2 separate regions of the Mus musculus genome follow, and region 2 is linked to region 1. Evidence: chromatin contacts called from ENCODE Hi-C data. All regions are on one chromosome and are shown on one strand. Each heading gives the region's core, a stretch centred on a gene start or an enhancer-like site at or near the end of the contact. The rest is flanking DNA. Distances are from core to core; before and after follow the strand shown. Region 1 overlaps Shisal1 (shisa like 1). Region 2 holds the start of Shisal1 (shisa like 1).

What was found. A loop is a pair of places that touch in the nucleus more often than their neighbours do.
Region 2: a loop to region 1 is called in a map of left cerebral cortex, with 3 times the contacts of the local background. The contact joins the promoter of Shisal1 here to the enhancer-like site in region 1. A Hi-C loop is called at or near these places in 2 of 37 maps with a recorded cell type or tissue (both left cerebral cortex).

Annotation. Positions count from the first base shown.
Region 1 is chr15:84,411,498-84,417,090 of GRCm38, forward strand. The region is part of intron 3 of Shisal1 (shisa like 1); the gene reads right to left. Among named protein-coding and RNA genes, the nearest start is that of Gm46527, 17 kb to the right of the region's middle. Within about 2 kb of position 2,139, at least 3 of the 3 ENCODE cell types and tissues checked have a DNase peak (open chromatin) inside an H3K27ac peak, as active enhancers do; they include left cerebral cortex, where a contact is called at or near this core.
Region 2 is chr15:84,443,259-84,448,769 of GRCm38, forward strand. Shisal1 (shisa like 1) reads right to left here and starts at 3,316. Exons shown (of 5, transcript NM_001374162.1): 1 at 3,104-3,316. Gm33830 (a long non-coding RNA gene) reads left to right here and starts at 2,017. Exons shown (of 3, transcript XR_384293.3): 1 at 2,017-2,205; 2 at 4,493-4,605.

The DNA of each region.
Region 1 (5,593 bases), core at 889-3,388:
ACACTTCCAGGAAGAGGTCGGCTGGTGCAGTCATAGGTGGCACAGGTCTTGTGTTTAGTAACCTGGGAGGTGGAGCTCACTTGTATAAAAAACAATGTTATTTTCCTTGTCAAGGGATGTTCCAGTGGGGTGAGCTGCTGTCTCTTTGGGCCTAGCTGCTAATAGGCTTAACCAAAGAGCAGGACCACAGGGTCAAGAGGCAGCGTGTTGAACACAGACCCAGTTCGACCTAGTGGTCCGCCCAGATTCAGGCCCAGGAGAGCCAACTGCTCTGTTTTTTCTGGAGACCAATCTCCACACCTGCAGGCCCTCTTTCCTAGCCATCGCCTGGCATCCTGCCTCGGGAGAGAGAGAAAGAAAGAGAGAGACAGAGAGACACACAGAGAGAGCATACAGGTAGGCACAAGAGAGAGACAGAGAGACAGACAGAGTGAGTGAGACAGAGAGAGAGAGAGAGAGAGAGAGAGAGAGCATGCATGCAAGCACAAGAGAGACAGAGAGACAGAGAAACAGAAACAGAGTGAGACAGAGAGAGCATACATGCAAGCACAAGAGAGATAGAGAGACAGAGAAACAGAGATAGAGTGAGACAGAGAGAGAGAGAGCATGCATGCAAGCACAAGAGAGATAGAGAGACAGAGAAACAGAGACAGGGTGAGACAGAGAGACAGAGAGAGAGCATGCATGCAAGCACAAGAGAGATAGAGAGACAGAGAAACAGAGATAGAGTGAGACAGAGAGACAGAGAGAGCATGCATGCAAGCACAAGAGAGACAGAGAGACACAGAGAGACAGAGAGACACACAGAGAAAGCTGATTGCTTTCTCCTGTGGCTCTGAGCAAAGGTTCCCCCCTGACTTGTCAGGGACAAGACCAGTCTAGGAGGGGTGTAGGGTGCCTGGCTGGCCCTCCTTTGGCCCCTGGCTGCCTGCTGGGCTGGAAGCAGGCATCTTGCTGCGGTGGTGGAATTGGCAAAGCAGCCTCCTTTTCGCGTTCAGTGGCTTGCCTTCTTGCCAGGCAGCTGGAATCACCACACAACACTCTGTTCATCCAAAACACACAAATAAATAAGACCAGGTCACCAGCCCACCTCCTGCTGACTCACTGCGGTGGAGGAGGAGGAGCCTCTTGGGGGGCGGGGTGTCACACTGGCTTGAACCATTGGGCGGGGCCTGAGATTCTGGATCTCCAGCCTCAGGAGATGGGGCAACTTCCCTGGCTTCAGACAAGGCCCAGCCTCCTGCCCTGTGGCTGAATGACAGATCAAGGGTGTCTGTGTCCCCAGCCTCAACCCTTGCCAACTTGCTGGGGTCCAGGACAAGGGAACCTCATCCACATGTTTTTGGTCCCTCTCTTCTCCCTCCCAGAGAGTCTGAGGCTGAGTGAGTCAGGGTGGCTGTGACTTTGGTATGGCAAAGGTCCTAAATGGTAGTGAATCCACAAGTTGTCTCCATACGGTGAGTCTACCCTACAGTAACAGTGACTTTCTTTGGCCACATTTCAGGCTGTCATCCCGACTTCTGACTCCCAAAGATTCACCTCTTGTCACCTCTCTATAACTGAGTCCACCTGGAAGCCAACCCCTGCTATAGGTCCCTGGGCCTGGGTTCTCTCCACAAAGCCCCTGAGCCTGGAAACTGGACAGAAGGCTCCCACTGCCCCTCTGTGTGGCTTGATTCCCTCCCAAGCCACATTCTGGCTTTTGTGGACTGATCAGGTCCCCAGGGTCCTCGTCCCAATAGCTTGCTCTATGATACAAATGCCGCTTACAGCTTTCAGGATAGAATTCCTATCCCAACCAATTGGGAGTTCCTGCCTCTGGCTGGGAAGCCCCGCCCCTGGCTGAGAAGCCTTGCCCCTGGCTGGGAGGCCCCGCCCTTGGTTGAGAACCCCCCACACCACCCCACCCCCTGACCTTGTCTAGGAAGCCCTGTCCCACCTGGGAGGCCAGGCCTAACCCAGTCTCATCCATGTCCACTCCTCCTCTGCAAGGAGTCTGCCCAGAGTTACTCATTCCGACTTCACTTCTAGGTCTGGCTGCCTCGGCTCCCTTAGAAGGAGTGCTGGCTTGGTGGTGAGACAGCAGGGCCCAGCTGTATCACCCTACGGAGAGGGAGTATCAGGAAGATGGCTAGACGCTTGCTTACAAAGGAAGATGCCCTAGGTCAGCAGGCCCCACATCTGTCAAGGGACACTGGTGTCAGCGGGGTGGGTGTGGGTTGGTCCTTACATCTGACAGGTAGAGGCTGGAATAGTCCCGCCCAGGCCCAGGTGATCTCACAGTGAAGGAGGACCAGACCCTAACATCAGAGTGCCTTCCTGAGCCTCCCTCTAAGGTCTGCCTCTGCCAGAAGACTCTCCAGAGTTCCTAAGGTGGGGTCTCCAGAGCCCTAGGATGTCTGAGATTCCCCACTGTTCTCCTGTGTCAAACCAGCTAGCTGTGGCTGTGAGTCCCTGTGACCAGCACGGCAGGATAGACAGCACAGAGACTCACAGATGCCTTGTCCCGCCTGGAGTGCTTCCGAAAGCCAAGGATTAAAAACTCAACGAAGCTTCAGAGCATCACCATTCCCACTCCCTCTGGGGGAAGGCCCTGGGTATTGGCAGCCAGCAGCAACAGCCAGGCCCCTGTGCCTGCTTTGTGGGAAACCCTGTGGGAGCAGATTATAGAAACCTGTGGGCTTCTAAGGGAGGCTCCCAGACCCCAGGTGCCAGACCTCGAGGAAGTCTATTTGTGGGGGGCCCAGCCTCTGCCTGGCTTTTCCAGGGCACCTGTAGCACGCTGAGTCTCAACCCCAGTCCTGGCACTACCCTTCCCCCATCATGGAAACAGCCCCTGGTCTCACAAAAGGCTTAGGCCAAATTCCAGGCTTGGTTCCAGCCCCTGCTATGATGGACGGGGCTTGCTGAGCCACTTCACACACAGGATTATTCAGAGGCCCAAGCAGATGGCAGGATATTCAGGGGAAGCTCCGTGCAGCTGAGAAAGGAGCTCTCAGGAGCTGGCCGGGGTGGGAGGAGGAGAGGCTTGGATGATAGTCAGAGAGTCTGCATCTCCTGCCCACCCAAAGGAAAGAGGCACCTTCTCCAGAGGGAACGGAGTCTGGTAGCAAAGTCTCAAACTCCAGAGGCAGACGGAGCTAGAGGCTCAGTTCCTCAGCCCTGTTGCTCCCGGCACTGCCATAATCCTTATCAAGAGCCACTCCATAATATTCCCTTTCAGTCCATTGTTCCTACCATGGGAAATCCTTCAATCCCCAGGGCAAGAGGTGAAGCCTCCCATAATGTAGGGATAATAAGAATGCCTGACTGTTGGCATGTTTTAGAAACACTAGCCTATGCAGTTGGAAAAGGAAAACCAACCAACCAACCAACCAACCAACCAACCAACCAACCAAAAGCAAACAGAACCAAGAACAACAAAAAGCTAGGGAAGCAGGGGCACGTGGATCTCTGTGAGTTCAAGACCAGCCTGGCCTACAGAGAGAGTTCCAGGACAGCCAAGGCTGCTCAGAGAAAACCCCAACTGGAAAAACCAAACCAACCAATAACCGAACAAAAGCCAGAAACTGTGAAAGTAAGGCTGGCATCAGGACTCAGGAGGCTGTGTGCAAGTGCGCAAGTTCAGGGCCACCCTATGAGCTCCTGCCTCACGAGCAAGGAAGGGGGATATGGGGCTATTTCTCCCCAGTGGCATAACTGGAAACAAGAGAGAATCGATCAAAAAGGTGTTACAAAAACTGAGGACAGAATTCATGAATAAAGACTCCTAATTTTTGATCATCCATAGTCAGAAGGGTAAAAGGAAGAGAGGCTATTTCTGAGAGCAGCGTTGAAAAGAGCAAGCTAGAAACAAACGCGGACGTCACCCACGTCTTCCCTACATAGAAAACCAAAAGCATTACAAAAGAAAACCCGAAGGGCTGGGGATAGCTCAGTGGTGGAACACTTGCCTAGAAAATTTGAATCAAATGAATAAACAGGCTGTGTGTGTGTTCTTGGGTGGAAACAGTCAACACCAAAAACTGAAAAAGAAACGATATCACCAAAAGTTGATCCTTATGTGAAGCTAGCTGCAGTAGAGGATACCAGTCAGACTAATTGGTTTTGTTCTGATAGGGCCCGCAGAGCAGGAGGATCACATAAGCAGGTTCTAAAACTCAGGGTCTAAAGAGCCTGGGACAATTAAACCCCAGAAACACGAAGTCAGCCTGGGAGTCAGCAACTCACACAGTGTAACACTAGCGTATGACATGGCCTTCCAGCAAAGGCCAGAGAGCTATGACACTCTACCCTGGGGTTCACGTGTGGCACATTATAGCACAGGGTGAGCGTGAGTGTCACGCCAGTAGACAGAAAGAAGGCAGACAGTTCGGCAGGAACAAGGGGCTTTGTTGGTCTTGGTCTTTGAAGGTGGAATGTTGCTCACAGGCTCCAGTGCTTGGACACTGGCCTCCAGATAGTAGCGCTGTTAGGGAAGGCTCTGTGTAACCATTAGGACAGGGAGCCTTGCTGGAAGAAGTGAGTCACCAGGGGCTGGCCTTGAGTCCTTATAACCTGGACCCCATTCCTCTTCATTCCCTGCTTCCCAGGTACAATGTGGCCAACCAGCTTCCTTCTCTTCCTGACAGACTTTCCCTGCCTGCTGCCTTGTTGACTCTGTCATGATGGACTGTGTTCCCAGGAACCGTGAGCCATATAAGTAAGCCCTTCTCCCTTAGATTTCTCTAGTTAGGGGATCTTATCTGAGCAATGGGAAAAGAAACTAAGACATTCTTTGTATGCAAAAGACAATACAACCCAGTTCTTGTTGGAATATTTACATTAAAATAAGTCTGACCCAAACAACAGATAAGAGACTGGGAAGCCAAATTGGAAACATGAAATAGAAGACAGGAGAATTCTTCAATGCTCTCAGAAGGAAAAGCCTTTCTCAAAAGGTCAAACATTAGATGCCATAAAAAATAAATGGTTATCTTGTGATCACAAGACTGCTGAGCGTGCGTAAAAAGCACTGGAAAATATTTGTATAGTGATTCCTTCATATATAAAGATTTCTTGCTAAAAATAAGAAAAACACCAAAATGTAGTAGGAAAAGAAATTGGCAAAACCACATCAACAGCCAGCACACAAGAAATGCAATGACCCTCCCCGCCCCTGACCCCCAACACAGTAAAGGATGGTCAACTCCGTTCAAATAGAAGTGTGTACCGCTTTGACCCACCATGCCCCTAGCAGTACAGCCTCTGCTTCTGTGCCAGCAAATTCCTCTTGGAGACCTGATCTCGATGCTTTTTCACTACCTCCAAAGGATCCATCTCAGCACTGATGCTATTGCCAATATTATTGAACGAAACAATCCAGACATGACCCCACTCAACCTCTGCAGCAGGCCCCTCCAGGTAGGCACCCTATACCCATTTCTTAGATGGGAACTGTAAAAGCTCAGAGAGCAGTCAGGCCAGGAACCCAGGTTGCCTCAAGTCTTTGCAAAGCTCATTCTAGGATTACCTCCTTGCATGTGCTGTCTGGAGCATGCCCAGGGCAGGGGTGGGCAGTGGTCAGAGCAGTAGGGAGGTGGGTGGGGGGGTT
Region 2 (5,511 bases), core at 2,066-4,565, 33 kb after region 1:
TCACCCCAGCCCCTGAGCTTCTAGAACCCACTGTATAGGACAGCGGCTGAGAAATAAGGTTCCACTATGCCTAGGGATTGCCATAGCAATGGAGGATGAGTTAACAGAGGTCAAGTACAGGAAGATAATATCTTCCAGCACAAGAAGAGTCATATTCTGAGACCATCCTGAGTTAAGCCAAGAGATTATTACCGGCAAGAAGATGACAACGACGCCCCCACGCCTCAGTGGTCACACAGGGTCTGCAAAGCCAACTCCTTTCTCTCCCAGAGGGTCAAAGGCTGAGTTCCGGACAATGTGGCCTGGTCCTCAGTAGCAGGGTCACACTGAGCTTTCATTAGCTGCCTCTCCTACAACAGGTCCCTCCATGTGTACATAAGAACCAGCAAATGTACCCTTGGGGGCTCGTGTGTATGAGAGTCGGTAGGACTCCAGGCACAAGGCTGGGAGCTCTGCTCTGAACAATGGTCCTGTGTGCAGCCTCACGGAATCCCATCGCTGCAGGCACAGCCTAGAGTCTGTGTCAGCGAAGTCCCTTCCTGCAGGCACCAGCAGCTGACACGGACAGGCCTAGAGTCCACCTGCCGCCTTCCCCCAGAAGCCAGGCCCCAGGCAGCGGGCAGCAGGAGTGGGGCTGGCCAAGGGTTACATTTGTGCTAGAGGGGCACATTCCTTCCTCCGGGCGCCTCTCCTCTGTGCTCCACTGTGGGAGCTTTGAGCATTAGCAAGCTTTCTTTTCTCACTGACCACCCCCTACATCTATCTTCATCTCCATCCCTAGACTTAAGATACAGTGGTTGTCGGTTGTTAGGGCCCTCCTGGGTCACCTCCTGATGCTGTCCTGTAGCCTCCCAGCCCTGCCTGGCCAAGGAGGGGCTGCCCCCTCCTCACTGCCTGCAACTTTGCTGTGGAGAGTTAGTTTATCTCCCTTTAAACTGACCCACAGCTCTTGCGACCCTACCCTCTACAGTGTGCCCACCTCTTGTGCCCCAGCAGGCTCAGCAGGGCCTCTCCTCAGCTGCTTCCTCCAGAGCGACCAAGGCCCAGGCACTGCCCCCGGGGCCACTAAAGAAGGGCAGGGCGAGAGCAGTGGATGGACAGATGGATGACAGGTGATGGGGGAGTGGCCTTCAGCTGCTTTCCTTTTGGACAGGTCCCAGCCGCTTTCTTTTTCTCTCTCGCCTCCATAAAAGGCTGAGCAAGCAGAAATGCTCCCAACCCCAACCATGCCCCTCCTTCCTGCCCAGTTGTCCCAACAAGCTCCAAGCTGGATGGCCCAGGACAGCGGGGTTGCTGCTCCCAGAAACATTCCCCCCTCTCACTCCTAGTCTGCCAGTTTTGTGTCCACCTTGACAGAAACCTGAGTCAGCACAGGAACCCAGAGTGACTGTGAAGTCAACGCTATCATTCCCCCACCCCCACCCCACCCCCACCCACCCTGGCTGGCCAGCAGTGGTGGCTCCTGTCTGTAATCCCAGCCCTTTTGAGGCTGAAGCAGGAGGATCACAGTGAATTTAAAGCTCTTCTGAGCTACATCATGAGTTCTAGGCCATCCTGTCTTACAATGTGAAATCATTGTTTCAATAAAACAAAACAAAACAAAAACTAAACTAAAACAAATTTTAAAAAGGAAATCCTGATCTGATGCTTTTGGCTTAGCTTGAGCCTAGAGGCTCCGGGGCTGCTGGGTAACAAAACTTTCTAGCCAGCCCTGTTCCAGATTCCACCTCTACCAGGATGGGCCCAGGAGGAAAGAAAAGATCTTTTTAGGGAGGTCTTAGCATTAGGGGAAAACCTAGGCTCTGGGCAGCCCTGACCAGCCTGAGTTGATACCAGGGACCAAAGTCTGGTTTCAGAGTCTGGTTCCAAAGGACATTTCCAATTAGCCCCTTCAGCGGTCAGGGGTAGACAATCTCAAAGGTTCCCAGGCACCTTTGGGCGGTTGGGATCAAGCAAGAGAACAAAGGGATGGAAAGGGGGGTGGGGGGAAGTTCTGGGTTGGCTGGCTCTGGGAGGAGCCCAACGTGAAGTCACAGTCTCAGAGTGTCAGTGGCCAAGGCATCTTAGAAAGCATCCTGAGACTCGGGTCCAGAGGCCCGCCTGGGGTCACACAGCCCATAGCAACTTGATCGGGCTTGGCTTCTCGCTTCGCCCTGGGTTACAGCAGCCTCTGCTGATGGGAACCAACCCCCTTCTATCTTAGAGGTGAGGAGACCGGTTCAGAGGAGTTGAGAGCCCTGCTCAAGGTCACACAGCCTCAAGAGAGGTCCCTCTAGTTTCCCACGCAAAGCACTTTTCTCTTCCTATGCCAGGCTGGGGTTCCCTGGCAGGAGCACCCACTAAATCCAGGGCACCAGAAAACAGAAAAGTCGTGTGTGTGTGTGTGGGGGGGGGGGGGTTAAGGATGCTTAAATGTAAATACTCTCGGGACAAATTATGTAAGTCCGGTTCCCGGTCCCTCCATGGCCCCAGGGGTACAACTGGGGCAGTAAATACCCACTTCAGCACCTACCCGGGGACCCTAGCCTGGGGGACCCCGTCAAGAATCAGACTCTGCTTGGCCCATCAGGCAGTCGGCGCTGCTCCTTCCAAGGAGAACAGTTGGAGGCGCCAGGATGCGCTGCCCCCCTTTCGTCTTTTCCCCCTCTGGCTGGATAAGAAATACTAATACTAATAATGATAATAATAATTAGAATAAATAGAACCCTAAGACGCTGGGGTCTCGTTGCTATGACAACAGTAGGCACTAATGAGCTTTTCGGAGGCCGCTGCCGGGCCACCCAGCCCCGGGCGCGGGATTACTATGGATCGGGCCCTGGGAGGCGGCGGCAGCGGAGCCTCGGGGTTCCCGATGTCGCCGAACAGGAACCCAGGGCATCCAAGCGTCTCCCAGCGCGGCTCCAGAGCCCTGCCCCACGCGCACTGGCTCCCCAGCCGTCCGCGCTCCGCAGCGACTCCCAGCCTGGTCCCGCTGCTGTCCCCCGCTGTCGCCCGGTCCTGGCGACCACCACCTCGCCCCGTTCCGGCTCCCCCGACGCCGTCCTGCCCGCGATCCTCAGCACTGCGTGGACCCAGCAGCCCCGCAGCCCCGCGCCCCGCTCACCTCGTGCCCGCGCCGGTCGCTCCTCGCTATGTAGCCCGGAGCCGGCGCCCGCGGGAGCCGCCTGCAGGGGCGCGGGGCTGCCCACGCGCGCCGCCGCAACAGTTGTCCGCCAGGCTGCGGGCGCGTGGGGCTCCGGGGCTCCGGCCGCGCTCCGCCCGCTGCGCCCCACGCGCGTCCCGCGCCGCGTTCAGCTCGGCCGCCGCGCCCTCTGCTGCCCCGCGCCGGTTCGGCCTGCGCTTCTCTCTCTCTCTTCTCTCTCTCTTCTCTCTCTCTCTCTCTCTCTCTCTCTCTCTCTCTCTCTCTCTCTCTCTCCCTTCCCCCCTCCCCGCGCGTCCCAGTCGCTTCTCTTCTCCACCTTGCTTTTGCTCCGCCTTTGTTTTTTCTCCATCTCTTTCTCTCCTGCCTTTCTCCTCACCCTCCGTTTTCTTTCCTCTCATCCTTCACTTTCTTCTTGGCTTTTTACTTTTCTCTTCCCCACTCCGTCTCCCCCACCTCCTTTTCCAGTTTTTTTCTTCTCCCTTCCCTCCTCGCGCCCCCCCCACCCCCACCCCCACCCCCCCCCCCGCTTCCCAACCTCCACCAGAGGGTTCTCCTCAATCTCCCCCATCTCCTTTCCACCTGCTCCCCAGCTTGGTACCTGCTCCGAAGGACGCCAGGCACCAGCAACTGCCTGCAGGGATGCAGCCTCTCCTTACGGGTGGACAGATCCCTGCCCCGTGCAGCCCGCGACACTCTGCCCCACCCACCCTGTGCATCTCCCCAGCTCTGGCTGGGAGATCTATTCTGCTAGCCACCCCTGAGGCAGGCAGTCAAGGGCAGGGACAGACTTGGTTTGCGTTTTCCCAGCCTGCTAGACCTGGGTTTAAACCTTCACCCCATGTCTCATTCTCCCCATCACACCCCTAGTTCTGACTTCACCCCCATTTCATGGCTGACCTGCGGGTACCTGACTCCATCCTCACACTTGTGGGTCTACATTTCCCCATTGCTTGGACAACCTCGGAAAGTCCTGTGGGAGCATGTGGCAACCCAGCATTCCTCCCAGGGGACAGTCAGGATGGAGCTTCTTCACTGAATAGAGAATACCCTTGAGTATCCGGAAAAGCAGACCCCTCCCCCAAGAGCCACCCCTCCAGGCCCAACTGCTGCCACCCACATTTTGGGGTCACCTTTGACTTCTGAGACCTCAATGGAACCTCAAGGAAAAGGGAGCCGAGCACTCGATACTCTGAACTTAACTTCTTGCCATGGCACTGAGTGGTTCCTTTGGACTCTGCTGACAGACAACCAGGCTCAGAGATGTTGAGAAAGCACCTCAGGGGCATACAGCTGACAAGAGGCAGAGTCAAAGCTCACACTGAAGCCCAAGCATCTCTGTCTCCTCCACAGGTGCCTCGTTGACACGGAGGGATTCTGCCAGAACAGACTTCTTCCTCTTTCACTGCAGGCTCTTGAACCCCATGGGATGCTGGAACCTGCCTGGCTCTTTGCTGCTTTCGAGGGTAAGGGGCTCAGGGAGGCACCAGCTGGGGAGAACCAGTGTTTTCTCTCACCCAAGCCTGTGCAGGTAAGGGGTTCTGGTTCCCACATCACAGCATCCAGGCTCTGGTTCCCTTCATGGACATAGCCTGGGCTAACCTACTGGGCCCACCTGAGACTGGGGATGCCCATGGGAACTACTTCAGCCAATGGCCAGGGCACCAAAGCTGCCAAGATAGGTAAGGCCAGGCTCTGGAGAGGGCCAGAGGGTAGGCAGAGCCTGCTTGGTAATTGGGGGAGGGCAAGAAGTGTGTGTGTGTGTGTGTGTGTGTGTGTGTGTGTGTGTGTGTGGTGTGATTCCTCAGCACTCAGGGTCATGGACACAAACCAAAGCAGTTCTGTGTTCCTTCTTGCTGATGCAAACCTTCCAAAGAGGAAGTTGAGGAAGACCCTACTTCAGCTGAGGTCAAAGACAGAGACAGGGTGCTCCTCTGAGTCCTCTGTCTCACGCCATGTCAGTGTGGGGGACCACACAAATCGAAGCAACTTCAGGTCTTGGTAGGAGCAGGGTTAGGTGAGCTGGGTTCTCTGGCTCCCATTGAGACCCTGGTCCCAAGATCTCTGCAGTGAAGGCCAGTCCAGAGACACTCTAGTGTGGACAGCAAGGAAGCAGGTCAGGCTGGGAGAAGTGGGGTGTAGTGTGGGATACCCTGTGTGACATCTGATACGTGTGTGTTAGGCATGGGTATTGTGCAGTAGATGTTGTGTGTGTTGTGTCTGTGTTATATGCTATGCGTGTGTCTCATCTGTATATGTGTTGTATGGCATGGTCTGGAGTGTTTGCATGTGTTAGGTGTCATGGGACATGTGTATGGTGTGTGTGGTGTGTGCAGGGAGCCGAATGTAGCCTGCTTTGTATGTGTGTGTGC